Regions from separate parts of the Homo sapiens genome. Here region 1 is linked to region 2. The links are chromatin contacts, found by Hi-C or POLR2A ChIA-PET in ENCODE. All regions are on one chromosome and are shown on one strand. The core of a region is the stretch at or near the end of the contact, and the rest is flanking DNA. Distances in the headings are between cores, read along the strand shown. Region 1 overlaps SHQ1 (SHQ1, H/ACA ribonucleoprotein assembly factor). Region 2 overlaps LOC105377161 (a long non-coding RNA gene).

Region 1 (7,311 bases), core at 4,368-6,867, 190 kb after region 2:
GGGATTTTCGAAAATAAAACTTTTCTACTGATAAGAGTACCAGAACACAAGAGCAAACAACCAGGGGTTTTGAAACTAAAAGTTAAAGCAAAGTAATCCCTGCTCAATTTCTGTCCTTTTTCCACTAAGTTACATGCCTCCCAAACAATCCATAAATAATCTATCAAAGGAATCAAAGATAATGTTGAAGTATTACCTGTGGCACTTAAGAAGCTGCTAGAAAATTTGATCTTTCAGAGAATGCTGGTGAGAATAAGTAAATGCTAGAGAAGGTCTCAAGTTGTAAGACTTCATGATTTCAAATACACAAATACAAGAATAAAAAATGGTAAATTTTTTCAAATATACCTAAACACTCATCTTTTCAAGATTTAATATGAAGCATTTTTTGGTCAAAGAAAACATTTTCTCCAATTACAGTATCTTTAAAAGACGAGTGAAAACAAAAAGTATTTTCAGATATATTATGCCCTTAACACACTAAATTAATAGTCATCTTGGAGTCAGACACAAATGTCAAGAGGCACCCTAGAAATTTTCAGAATCATGACAACAAAAAAAATTGGTACATAGAAAATTCTAACTCTAATACCATCCTAGTGCTATAATGTCAAGTGAAAAAAGCAGGTTAAATAGTATACACGTTAGGACCTAAGGTAAATACACACAATATAGACACACGCGCACACTGAAAGAAGATTGGAAATAGATACATCACCATGTAACAGCGGTTATATTTCTGATGACTGAAATTACAGGAAATCTTAATTATTTTCTTCATGTGTATATTTTCCTTCATATGTGAATTATTTGTGTAATTCAAAAAAGGAAAGCTATGCTCAGATCAAAAATAACCTTTTGAGCAAGGACAATTATAAACAGCTGCAGGGCCACACTAACTAGAAAGGCTGTTTTTTTTGGTTTCCAGCCTTTTTAAATATACAATCAATGGTACAGGTGAAAAGGAAGTTTAGCTCTTCATTTACAAAATCAAATATGGTTTAAGAAGAGATACAACAAAGTCTATATTATTTTTTAAAAGATGAAGAAATAATTTACAAAAGGATTTACTTTTATAATATGATCCCTTTAAATAGCAAAAAAAGATATAATTCAGGTTTTAAAAAATCTGATTTACATATAATTTTTCAGAGTACACATACTCTATGAATTGAGGGACACTTGCAGGTAAATACTAAGATTTCTCTATTTTGTAAAATGCCATATTTTGCATCTGCTGACTTCTGGCTGAGAGAAAGAATATAAATGGGTATGGCAGTTTACCCCCTTGCCAATGTGAAGTGTCATGTGACAGAGCACTTCTCTGGCCTAAAAGAGATGAGAGCTCAGAGTAGCCTTCCTCTCTACTCTCAGTTTCACTCCCTTAAACTTCCCTACTCTGCTATTTTTGCAGAGACTAATGCCAAGAGAAAAGTGAAAAAGACCAACTAAGTAATGTATGATTGCATGTGGGTACCCACCACCACCACCACACACATGCAACTCTGCTGGGGGCATCCCCTGAATAACTGATCACCACCAGTTCTACTCTAGACAAGAAAGACTGATGCTTTAATGCAGTTTACTCAGCACAGTCATCTATGGCAACATGCACACATACATGCACTTACATTCTTCTCTCCTTCAGTGACACGGGTTTCATAGCAATATGCCAGAAGGATATCAATCAAACTGTAGCACACTTGACGACAGGCTCTCTTGTCCAGCAGATAAGATTTATTGACAAATTTTCGTAGCTGATACTTCTCTTCTTCAGAAAAAGACACTAGAAGAAAACGCATTTAAAAACTAGATGTTTCATTCAGTTTTGTAAAACTCCCAATGGAAGATTTGTCAAAATTAGAACTTTGATTATAGAAACTGAAATAAAAGTTCTTTCTACTTAACTATGGATATATAAATAACTTAAGTAGACTTCACAGTTTTAGTAAGAGCTATGAGTCTGCTCAAATTCTAATAGGGCTGAATAAAGAAGATTTTTCTAAATAATACCTATTCCTTAATTCCTGACCCTCCCTTTTTTGCTACACTGTTCTGTACTTAAGACGTCTGAATGCCAGTTACTGTCTTTAAAATTAAGATAATACATTTTGACAACAGAAAGTGCTAAATAAAGCACACTGAAAATATTCGTTATCCATTTTGAAAGTTCTATACCAAGAAATAGGAATACTCCCAGATATTAATCAATTAAAATTGTTAAATTTAAATTTAATTTAATTAGATTAAATTTCAATTCAAATTAATCCATTAAAATCTCATATTGTTTACCATATAAATCAAGTTTTACATATGACCACATCACATACGTTAGACTTGTGGGAAAAGATTGTTTCTTTACAACACAGTTCCTTTTTGCTTTTCTTCTTCTGCTTGGCACCTTCTCGCCTCCTGAATATTCGTCAACAGCCTCTCACACACTGAAAATCTAGTATATACCATTCCATAGTTTTCTCTAGACATGTAATCACATACAGACACACAAGCATACCTACTAGGGAGTTTATACTTCCTACACCCTCCCTCAACCCAAATAACTAGGTCATTTTTCTCCATCTAGCCCTTCTCACTCAACAATACCTCTGGCAAATCCCTAAAAGTCAACTGGTGTGTAACTAATTTTTGTAAAGGAGTATAATATTCCAAAATGTACCATGCTCTGTCCAATCACTCCCCCTACTGATGGGCACTCACTTTGCTTCTAGTTTTCTGCCACTGCTAATAATGCTGCAATAAATATCCTTATCCTATGTCCTTGATTATTAGAGGCTTTATTTCCATAAAGTAGACTCTCGAGACTGTATTGACTGGGTTAAAAAAGTATCTGTTTTAGAAAGACACTTTACTTAAAGGCTACAATAACTCTCCTTTCTCACAGTCATGAATAGAAGTTCCTCTTCCTACACATACCTCCCACCTCCCCCTGGCAAGAAATGTAATAGCTTTTTTACAATCATTTCCAGGTTAATAAATTGAGTATAGTAGGCAGAATTCTAAGATGACTTCCAATGAGTCATATCATTATGTGGGGATGGAGCTTGTGACCTGCTTCTGTCCAACAGAATACGACCAAGGCAATGGGACAGTCATTTCCATGATTATATTCCATTATTAGCAGACCAAAGCCAGGGACTCGCCTGCTAGTTTTGAAGAAATAAGATGTCACATGGTGAAGTGAGAGAGCCTGTGAGAAGGCTATGTGGCAGGGACCTGTAGAGGCCTCTAAGATCTAAGAGTGGCCCCCAGCTAACAGCCAGCAACAAAGTAGGGGCCTCAGTTCTATATCTGCAAGGAACTAAATTCTGCCAACAATCATGTGAGATTGGAAGAAGACCTTGAGCTCCAGGAAAGAACACAGCCTCCAACATCTGTTTTTTAAAAAAATAAGATGGATATCTTTGGCTACAGCCTTGCAAGACCTTACACAGTGGACCCAGCTAAGCCTGGCCCAACTTCTGACTCATGGAAACTGAGATCATGAATGTACACTGTGTGAAGCTTGTGATAATTTGTTATGCAGCAAGAGAAAACTAAAACAGTGACTTATCATTGTTATTTCACTTAGTATTTCTCCAATTGCTCAACTTTAAGCACTAGTTCCTTGGTTTGTAGGCAATCTGGATTTGCACTCTTATGAGTGACCCATTCGAATGTGTTTTGTCCAGTTTTTTTCTATTGGATGGCTTGTCTTGTCAAATTAAGAATCCTGTATATTATAGATATAAACCCTAATCATCTTTCCAAAGCTACCATATCTCTACTGACTTTGTTTATGGTACCTTTTGCCATTGAAACACTTATTTTTCATGTAGTCAAATATGTCCATTTTTTTTTTAAGACAAGATTCTGGATTTATAGCTTTAGTTAAGGTTTCCCCAATCCTTGAATTGTACATGAAGTCTCTTTAAGATTAAATTTATTATCCATTAAGTGGAGGTACAGCATCATAAACAAAGGTCCTCATCCTGGTCTTCATATTGAGTAGGCTGAGGAATAAGAGGAAGAGGAAGGGTTGGTTTTGCTATCTCAGGGGTGGCAGAGGCAAAAGAAAATCCCCATATAAGCAGACCTATGCATTTCAAACATGTTTTGTTCAAGGGTCAACTGTATTTAATTTAAAATTTACTGGATTTAATTAATAAGACAGATAAACTGAGTGTTGACTGCCTCATTGGAGGACGCATCTGAAGTTCCTTAATTTAAATAAAAGCTCTCAGTTCATTTTAAGCAATTTGATTTAAGGAAATGGCATGAAGGCATATACTCACTGCAGGAAGAAAGCATACCTGACAAAATATTTTATGACTCCTTGTATTTAGCAAGAAGGTTAGAGACAGTATTCCCTTAGGTATGGTTTTTGAGATGTTCATTAATTTAGCTAATGGGAAAATGCCAGGTGTTCATGATCTCTGACTAGAGAAAAGTCTTTATATCCTAGTTGACTAATAGACCCCTGCTCCCACATAATTCTCAATCACAAAGTAAGCATGCCCAGAAACTATTTAGCAACATGTCAACTCTCTACATATTTATGCCTTCATTTTTAAGTAATCATACCTATCGACGTTTATCCATTTATAAAAGTTGACCTAGGCAATGTAGGTTCTGACGTTACATTATCCACATGTAAGTATTTCTACATTAGTCATTTTCAATAACTGTGCACAGAAGAAAAACCTACTTGAATTATTCTTCTGAATTCTTGGATACTAGGAGCTGCTAGACTTTCCCTAAAACACTTCCACCTTTTACTGAGCATTTATAAGTTCCACTGTGGCCTACTTCATTAATAACACACAAATGCATTTAAATTCTGAAATTCAAGCAAAGAAATCAGAGATGATAAATAACAATAACAACAAACCAGGAAATCACTAGAGAAACCAAAAGTCTGAGCTCCCTAAGGCCTTTTTTATTAGAGCTGTAAATCATATCACCCAAAGGGGAACTTGGGGGAAGTTTGCACACAATCAAGTCTAACCTAGCAGCAGTACTGGAAATAACTACAGATGCAGTGCCAACAATGCTTGGATGATTGCCACCATGAATAACATTTGTCAAGCATTTGTATGACTTAGCTACACTACAAAGCAGCTTTGCTATATAGTTCACAATGTTTTGGCTAATTATACTTTTAAAAATAATCTCCAGTGAAACAAAAGTCAGCTGAACTCTCAATACATTTGAGGAGGAAACTGGTGCCCTAGCATTGAAGCAAATGGCCAAGGACCACCTCCCAACATCAAAAACCCCACCAATATGTCTGAAGGCTGCAAAGGGACTATCAAAATGAAAGATGTCTGCAAGGTAGTCACTTTTCTCTTCCAAATATTTTCTAATTTTGTTACTTTTAAATCCTCCCTTCCTCTCTAAATCCCCCTCCCAAACATCCCTCTTATCTGGGTCAACAATTAAATCACAAAGGATCTCAATGCTCTCAGAGTAACGCACATCTGTCTATTACATTGTACATTCACTGGAACCAGATCAAGGGAACCAGAAAAAATTGTGCTGCATTCAAACCTTCAGCCTAAATGGGTAGCCCTGCAGTGCTACAACTTTCAAAGTTGACACTGACAGTTATCTCTACAAACACTGAAGGGCTCACTGGTGCCAAACAGGATGTCCCTGCTAGGAAGTTCATTGACTATAAATGTTACGTGGTGTCATAACAAGCAATAACGTGCCAAGACTCTGGAGCTTCAGATTAACCACTGAAAGACAACATGGGAAATGCGGTGAGTTCATCCTCATGAAACCAGAGCTCAGGGGAAGCACGGCGTTTAACACTTCCATTTACAAGCCTTTGGGGAGGAAAATCTGGATCACTACAAAGCTGGAGAAAAGTCTCCCTGTTGTAACTCAGGGCTGTGATGAAAACGACAAGAATTACAACCAAGGGAGAAAAAGAGGGAGCAAAGTTCACCACCTAAGGCTTATCTGGAATTCAAAGCAATCTAGGTTAATATTTTATGATACAGAATGAATCAAAGGTACACCCCTCACCTGCACTGTTGTATCTGCCTGGCGACACCTGATGAGGAGGTGTTAAACAGACAACAGCCCACGCTATGACACAAAGAGGAAGAAGGCCAGAGAGGCAAAGAACAAAGAGGAAGAGGAGAAAAGGTACAGCAGCATGCACCATAGTTCAGCAGAAAACTGTGATGTTTATTTCTTGGTTTATTTCTTTTCCCCCATATTTTATCCTGGCTCAACACACTTCAATTTATTCCTCCAATTCTGAGTGCCCCAAATATTTGAACCAGGATTTTTCAAATGAGAGAGAAATCTTGTTAACAAGGAACTTTCCCTTAAAGCTTTCTAAATGTATAAAAATTGTAATTTCACAGAGAAACCATCCAACTCCTGGCTCTCCTGTGACTGATTTTACTCTACAATAATAATTTCTAACATTTACAGGATTTTAAATACATCGTTTCATTCAATCTCAGGACAACTCTGAGGTAGGTACAGCATTCCACAGCAACCCAAAGGTGCAAGATCATATCGCAGGCATGTGGTGGAACAAGAAGTCCAACCCCAAGCCTACATTTAGTTTATATCTTACATTTGGTATTATTAGAAGAGACACGCTGTTCGACACAAAGCTCAAGTTCGTCTACCTTAGATCACATGTCCTTGCTATTTTTAAAGGTGGTTTTTAGAATGAATCACCATAATGGCTTTGCAGACTATGACTGTTCCTGATGCACCAGCCTGGCTATCAGTCATGGGTCAGATGAAGGGTCAGGAGGGCAGGTGGTTAAAAGGACTGAGTGGCTTGATCTCCTGCTAAAATTACACAAAGAAGACTAAGAGCATTGCTGACACAGAAAACTGGACTGAGAACAAGCTACAGTTTATCAAAGTAGAGCAAGTTAGAATTTAAATCAAAGGGAACGCCTTCTCTTGATTTTTAGGGCAACTAGCTCACCCTGGTGGACAGAAAACTCAACTACGCAACCATCAATTTTCTCCCACACCACCTCATTAAAATACCGTGCTAAAATTAGGGAAACTGACTCAAACCAGTTGACACACTTGATGATTTAAGTTTGTTCAAACTTCATGATCAGATCTACCTAGCATGTACAATTAACTATCTATATTCTGTTAGCAATCCTAAACCTGAAAATTTGTCTATATATACATAATGTGAGAAGTCTCTGAAAGCTGCTTAAACTCAAATATAAAAGTCAGGATTTGTTGAAAACGACAATAAATCTATAACAAAGAGTCACTATAGGCCGGGCGCGGGAGCTCACACCTGTAATCCCAGCACTTTGG
Region 2 (7,004 bases), core at 3,921-6,420:
AGTTCTGCTTTCCTTCCTTCTGGCACTCATGAGTTGAGATGATGTTTGCTGCACTTATCAGGGACAGCTTCCTGGAGGAGTGCTCAGTTTCCCAGCGAAAATGGGCTGAGTTTTTTTAATGTAATGAAGAAAGAGAACTTAAAATTATGGTTTCCATCTCAAGGCAGCTTGAGTAGCCATATTCTACACTACCTTCCTCCCTAAGCTCTTCAGGGCTTAGTCCACCCCGTTGCCGCACGACCTGTCAAGCAGTAGGTGTTTTATATATTTTATGAATGAATTAACAAAGAGAGCAAATACGTTTTGAAAGATTACTCTTTGCCAGGTACTATCTTATACACTGTATAGATACTAATTTAATCCTCACAAAGACTCTATGAGGTCGATCTAATTAGTAAACTCATTTTACAGGCAGAGAAATGGAAAGATTAAGTAATTTGTCCAAGATCACAGAGCTAGTAACTGGTAGAGTCAACCATACTACCCCTCTTGACAAGATAGGAAAGAAGGAAGGAAGGAAGGGAGGAAGGGAGCGGGGTAGAGGGAGACAGGAAGAGAAGGGAAGGGGGAAAACAGGAAGGAGGGAGGGAGGGAAGAAGGGAAGGAAGGAAGGAAGGAATGAAGGAAGGAAGGAAGGAACGAAGGAAGGAAAGAAGGAAGGAAGGAAGGAATGAAGGAAGGAAGGAAGGAAAAAAAGCATTATAATTCTTTATCACTAGCCAAGGCATCCTCTGTCAAAATGTGAATGTTGTTTCTTGAAAGGTCACTACAAACTTTTCCCACCACAGTGCCCCATATTCCCACCTTTAAGTTCATGTCTTTGGACTAAGGTCACCAGATTACAAATGTCCTTCAACGAGGACAGCATCAGGTCCCAGGCCAATGCCCATGTATTCCATCTGTAAGTGGGTGCATGCTTTGTCAGAGGTCCGGAACTTTGGACCCTGAAACTGGCAAGTTTTGGGAGGTGGAGGGAAAGTAAAGTTAAAGAATATATGTCAATGCTTTGCAAAGAATATTATTTTTCTTTCTACCAGGAGGAGACATCACCTCAGAGGACAACCTAATAAAAAAAAATTCTTTCCAGGGAGGACTACAAGAAAAAGCAGGGTTTTCAGAGCCAGGTAAAGAGAATCCCCAAAGAAACCCTTCACCTAGATCACAGTATGGCCTGGGGCCTCCTGCATTCAGGCTAAGGCTGCTAAAGATTTTTTGATAAGAAAAAAACAAAGAAGAGATAGCAGAATTGTAGGAGACGATTAACTCAGGGGCAAAGTGACAAGGAGGAAAAGGAGGGTTAGGGTTAGGGTTGGCCATTAGTACTGGCAGTAGGTTACAGGAGGTTGGTCATTACTGATGGCCAAGCACTGGCCATTAGTAACAAGGAGGCCTTGGCGAAAGTCTAGCATAGGATGAGAAACTTGGAGGCCGAAGGTTAAGTTGCCAAACCCGGGTGGTGCACTGAAACGTAGCCTAAGTGAATCAGGAAAGCCCCGACCTCTGAGTAATCCACATTAGGCAAGAGCACTCCTGAAAAGCTGTATGCGAATCCAATGCTGGTCAAGGGAGACATGGTGTACAGTCATGCATCGCTTCGTGAAAAGGCTATGCTCTGAGAAATGCATCATTGGGCAATTTCATCATTGTGCAAGCATTTCAGAGTGCACTTACACAAACCTAGGTGGGAGAGCCTCCTACACACCTAGGCTAGATGGTGTAGCCTGTTGCTCCTAGGCTACCAACCTGTACAGCACGTAACTGTCCTGAACGCTGCAGGCAATTGTAATACTGTGGTAAGTATTTGTGCATCTAAACACAGAAAAGGTACGGTAAAGACACTGTGTAAAAGATAAGAAATGATACACCTGTATAGGGGACTTACCATGAACGGAGCTTGCAGGACTGGAGGTTGCTCTGGGTGAGTCATTGAGTGAGTGGTGAGTGAATGCGAGGGCCTACGACATTACTGTACCCTACAGTAGACTTTATAGACACTGTACACTTAGGCTATACCAAATTTATTTTAAAATACACTTTTCTTTCTTCAATAATTAACCTTAGCTTACTGTAACTTTTTAATGTCATAAACTTTCTAATTTTTTTAAAGCTTTTTGACTCTTTTATAATAAGACTTCAAACACAAACACAGGCCGGGCGTGGTGGCTCACGCCTGTAATCCCAGCACTTTGGGAGGCTGAGGCGGGCAATCACTTGAGCCCAGGAGTTCAAGACCAGCCTGGCCAACATGGCAAAACCTCGTCTCTATTAAAAAATACAAAAATTAGCTGGGTGTGTTGGCGCACACCTGTAGTCCCAGCTACTTGGGAGGCTGAGGCACGAGAATTGCTTGAACCCAGGAGGTGGAGGCAGAGGCTACAGTGAGCAGAGATTGTGCCACTACACTCCAGCCTGGGTGACAGAGTGAGACTCTGTCTCAAAAAACAAAACACAAACACAAACACATTTTTCAACTGTACAAAAATATTTTCTTTCTTTGTATTCTTATTCTATAAGCCTTTTTCTATTTAAAAATTATTTTTTTTTAAACTCTTTAAACAGTTTTTGAGAGGGTGAGGTAGGAGGATCACTTGAGGCCAGGAGTTCAAGATGAGCCTGGGCAACATAGCAAGACCCCACTCCCTGCAAAAGGAAAAAGAGCCAGGCATGGTGGCTCATGCCTGTAATCCCAGCATTTTGAGAAGCCAAGGTGAGAGGATCGCTTGCAGCCAGGAGTTTGAAACCAACTTGTACAATATAGTGAGACCTTGGTCTCTATAAAAAAAAAAATAAAAATTAGCTGGGCATGGTGGCTCCAGTATGTCATTCTAGATACTGGGAAGACTGAGGTGGGAGGATCACTTGGGGCCAGAAGTCTGAGGCTGCAGTGGGCCATGATTGCTGCCCTGCCCTCTACCCTGGGTGACAGAGCAAGACCTTGTCTCAAAAAGACAAACAAACAAAAAACTAAAACCAACCAAACAGACAAAAAAACAAAGACACAAACATACATGTTAGCCTAGGCCTGCACAGGGTCAGGACCATCAAGATGTCACTAGGTGATAGAAATTTTTCAGCTCTATTATAATCTTAGGAGACCACCATCGTATATGCAGTCTATCATTGACTGAAAAGTCGTTGTGTGGCACGTGACTGTATACTCAAAAACAGTAGATAGCTGCATTGGTTTGGGTTTCCTGAGAAGCAGCCCTTGAGACCAGGATCTCAGTGCAGGTGGTTTATTTGGGAGGTGAAACAGAAATGAGTAAGGAAGTGGAGAAATGAGACAGGCAAGAGCAGGCAGTTAATAAAGAGTGAGAAGAGTGAGTTACCACCCCACTACCACTGCCAGCAACTGGGGCTTCATCTCACGGGGATTTTTGCAGGGGCAGGGAGCCTGTAAAGACCCCTAAATTCCTAAACACAGGGAATTCTGTAAACAAATGATAGGATATGCTCTCAACAGAAAATGATGAAAAAACAAAAATAGATAATTTAATAAAAATTATTTATAAGCAATTTTTCACTGTAAACAAAACTTTTACTTATCTGTTCTTCCTCAGATTTCTCCATAGTGAGCACCCACAGATGACTTGTTTGATAAAAATGATAGACATTCCAAAAAACAAAACCAAAAAAGTACAACTCTAAAATATTTTAGGAGAATTTGCTAGGTAAAAAAAATGCTAAGGCAAATCCTGAAAAACAATGCTCCCCTCCAATAAGGGCCTCTTGGTTCCCTAGCTTGTCTTTGATATGAAAATGCAATTTTAAAAGAGGGGTGGAATATTTCCACATAGACAGCTGGCTGAGAGCCAGATGCACCTCTGCCTGATACCAAAGGAAGCCAGGTGTTTGCTGATGCCTGTGGAATCCAGGCACACACCCCCTGGCCACATCTTGTCATCCCAAGATGAGGCACTGCTCCTCAGTGCACCCCAGTCTGCGTGCAGCATCTGAAAAGTCAGGCTGGGGCCATTTGGCCCTGCCCTTCCCATCAGGCCCGCGGCCTTAGCAAGCTGGAGCCTGTTTGCCTAGACCTAGTGGAGTGGAGGCCTCTGCTGAGAGATCTGGAAGATCCTGTTGGGCAGGACCAACTTGATGGATGACCTGCTCATTGCCAAAGGAAGGCGGGGTGAGGGTGCAGATTCTCCTCCCCGAGACACCAAAACGTGCCCCAGGGGACCTTAGAAAATAACTGCTCTTCTCTCATACAGGGGCACAGAGTTGCTTCCTGTCAGATGGCAAATGGTAATCATGGTGGCTTTAAATATTCCCGCACAGCCTGGGGTGCCTGAAAGCATTTCAGAATCATGATGGGCAAAGCTGGAGGATACATTTTCCTTTCTTGTGCACCAGGTACGAAGACTCTCAGCTCCAGGCACAGCAGGAAAGTATGCCAAGTGCCTCTTGGCACTTCTCCTGGAAGCGTAAGGGGTCCCCTCCTTCATTCAGGCACCAACCTCCTTGCTCCCCACCCGCTAACTCTGCTATGGCCAGCCCAAACTTATCTTCTCTCCTGTTCACCCATACATCATCTTCCCTTCCTCTGAAAAACATTCCATCAAAGTTCACATTGCTCATTGCCTAGGGTTCAGCTTAATATTCATGGAGAAAATGATCTAATCAAACTACGTATTAACGAATAAGAACACCTTAATGTACTCAGCCAAAGGTATGAATCTCAAACAGCTGAATTTTACCATTTGGTGGCAGGCCAGTGAGCAGAGGCTTGTTTTGCTGAATGCCTTCCTAAAAAAAATCCCAAACCAGAACACCTAGCAACTGGAAATTGGCACTGCCCACCATAATTTCATAGGGAATATAATCTGTTAGAATGTTAAGGGAACTTGAAGACTACATCATAAAAATAGTAAACATGATTTGAGTAATTTTTATGCTGTACAAATTATCTTTTTTTAATCCATGCAATAGATATTCTCACCCCATTTTATAGATGCAGAAGCTGTGGCTTAGAGAGGTTAAGTAACCTTCCTATGACCACACTGCAACGGAGGAAGTTGAGATCTGAACCCTGAAAGCCTGGCTTTAGTTTGAACTCTTCTATGCATTACTGTCTTCCACTTCTTTTTGCAGCCTAGAACACTGAGATTGTATGAGGATTGGAGATACAGAGACTGATGAGTGAATGAGCAAGGCCAGAATCTTCCTACTTCTTGGCACTAGTTCTCTTTTATCAGAAAACAGGAAGTGCAATTCTATGAGTCACAGAGGTCAGAAGCAGGTAGGGAGAGCCTGACAATTACTTCTAACTAATTGGTATTCAATGTCTTTTAACCATGGCAACCTTTGTTCAAGTGAGATCTTACTTGGAAGTCCAATATATTCTGCAGATAAAAGTGAGTTCCTCGGGTTAAAGGTGCGAGAGGATAGCCCAAACTTTAATCTTGAACCTACAGTGGCCCCTGTGGCTTTTCCATGGAAGCCCTAGGCCTTGAGAAGCAGATCTGGAAAATCACTCCTTGTTGTTGATTGCAAAAATTGCCAAAATGCATTGCAGCTTCTCCCATCAAGAGGCAGAGCTATTTTCTCTACTCCCAGAACTGGGGTGGGCCTTGTGACTTGCTTTGACAGAATGCAGCAAAAGTGACATGGCGCCAGTTCTCAGTTGACGCCTCAAGAGACTTCATGCTCTTCTGTGCTTGCTCTTGGAACCCTTCCACCACCAAGTGAGCAAGCCCAGGTTGGCCTGCTGGACGGTGACAACCTCAGTCATCTCAGCCCAGCTCTCATTGTGCGAGAGCAGGATGGCCTGCTGGATGGCGACAGCCCCAGTCATCTCAGCTGAGACCGTCGCAAGCCAACCTGGCAGCTGATCATGCCCATCTGAGACCAGACCAGCCCAGTACAGACCCAAAGGACTGCCTGGCTGAGGCTGGCCAAATTGCTGACCTACACAATTGTGAGCTAAAGGTGAGTAAATGATGTTTTAAGCTATCAAGTTTTGGAGTCATTTGCTTTGCAGCAATAACTAATGGATATAGTTCCCTAATAGAAGAATCTCAAAATGACACCAAGGTCTTCCCCTCCGGTCTCCAAATGTGGAGGAATGGCACAGCAAGGAGTCCCTCCCCAGACATCCCCTATCCCCAATCCTAACCCAAGGCCCCCAAATCCACCTCTGCCTTAGGATGTAATGGGCAAAGGAGAGGCATCCCCAGCTGCCCTTATTCCAAACAGAATGACAATCACAGAGGGGAAATGAAAGACTCCTTTACATGATCCTACAAGAGCCAAACTTCCATCTAAAGAATTCAGTTGGAAATCCACTTGTGTGCAGCTGTTTCCTGCAAGTGCTTCAAGGCTTGTGGCATCCTCAAAGCCAGGGGTTGGGGGAGAAGCAGAAGGAAGAAGGGGAGAGGGCCTTAAAGGTTAAACCTGGCACATTAAAGCTGCTCAGAAAACACCAAAAAAATGTAAATGAACATTTTTAGCTGCAGTGGGAGAAAGGCAGCCCCGAGGCCGGGGGTTGATCTTTCAGAGTATCGGGCACACCGCAAAGCTGTCTCCATTTATTTACTTCTAATTGAAAGCTGGCGTGCTGAGGGTTACTCCACCCAGGCGTGAAGCGTAGCCATCCGTGAAAGATTTCCCAAGACCTCTCCCTCTGCAGAAGCATCCTTCATGTGCTTGAAAGGGAAAATGTCAAGGGGGCACTAAATTAAAACTCAGTTTTGTCTTTGAAAAATAGATTCAATCCTCAGTAGGACTTGGTTGGAGAGATACTAGCATTAGCATAATTTCTCAATGCATTTTATAGGCCAGTCAGAAAAAAAGGATATTCAGAAAATCTACCAGGAAAAAAAAAAAAGGTTTCATGGGGGGCCACACATGCTATTTTTCACAGAGAGAGACTCCTGGGACTCGTGGTTGACAATGGGTGGTTTTCTCGGTGAAATTTTACCTCTTCAGGGATGGTTTCAACACAATTGGTCAGCTGGTGGTAAATGCCATCCAAGAAAAATAAGTTGGCTGGCTTTCATGAC

Evidence for each region. A loop is a pair of places that touch in the nucleus more often than their neighbours do. ChIA-PET counts read pairs that join two places held with the same protein, here RNA polymerase II (POLR2A). Pooled maps may share reads with other maps.
Region 1: a loop to region 2 is called in a map of PC-9, with 7 times the contacts of the local background. The contact joins two enhancer-like sites. A Hi-C loop is called at or near these places in 1 of 168 maps with a recorded cell type or tissue (PC-9), 5 of 37 single-sample maps with no recorded cell type and 10 of 50 pooled maps. POLR2A ChIA-PET finds 5 or more read pairs at or near these places in 2 of 52 experiments (Panc1 and T-cell).

Annotation. Positions count from the first base shown.
Region 1 is chr3:72,815,599-72,822,909 of GRCh38, forward strand. It overlaps SHQ1 (SHQ1, H/ACA ribonucleoprotein assembly factor), which reads right to left. Exons shown (of 11, transcript NM_018130.3): 7 at 1,632-1,786. Among named protein-coding and RNA genes, the nearest start is that of SHQ1, 29 kb to the right of the region's middle. RefSeq lists enhancers at 6,649-6,698, 6,719-6,998. Within about 2 kb of position 5,618, at least 13 of the 41 ENCODE cell types and tissues checked have a DNase peak (open chromatin) inside an H3K27ac peak, as active enhancers do; they include PC-9, where a contact is called at or near this core.
Region 2 is chr3:72,624,226-72,631,229 of GRCh38, forward strand. The region is part of intron 8 of LOC105377161 (a long non-coding RNA gene); the gene reads right to left. Among named protein-coding and RNA genes, the nearest start is that of RYBP, 180 kb to the left of the region's middle. Within about 2 kb of position 5,171, at least 4 of the 41 ENCODE cell types and tissues checked have a DNase peak (open chromatin) inside an H3K27ac peak, as active enhancers do; they include PC-9, where a contact is called at or near this core.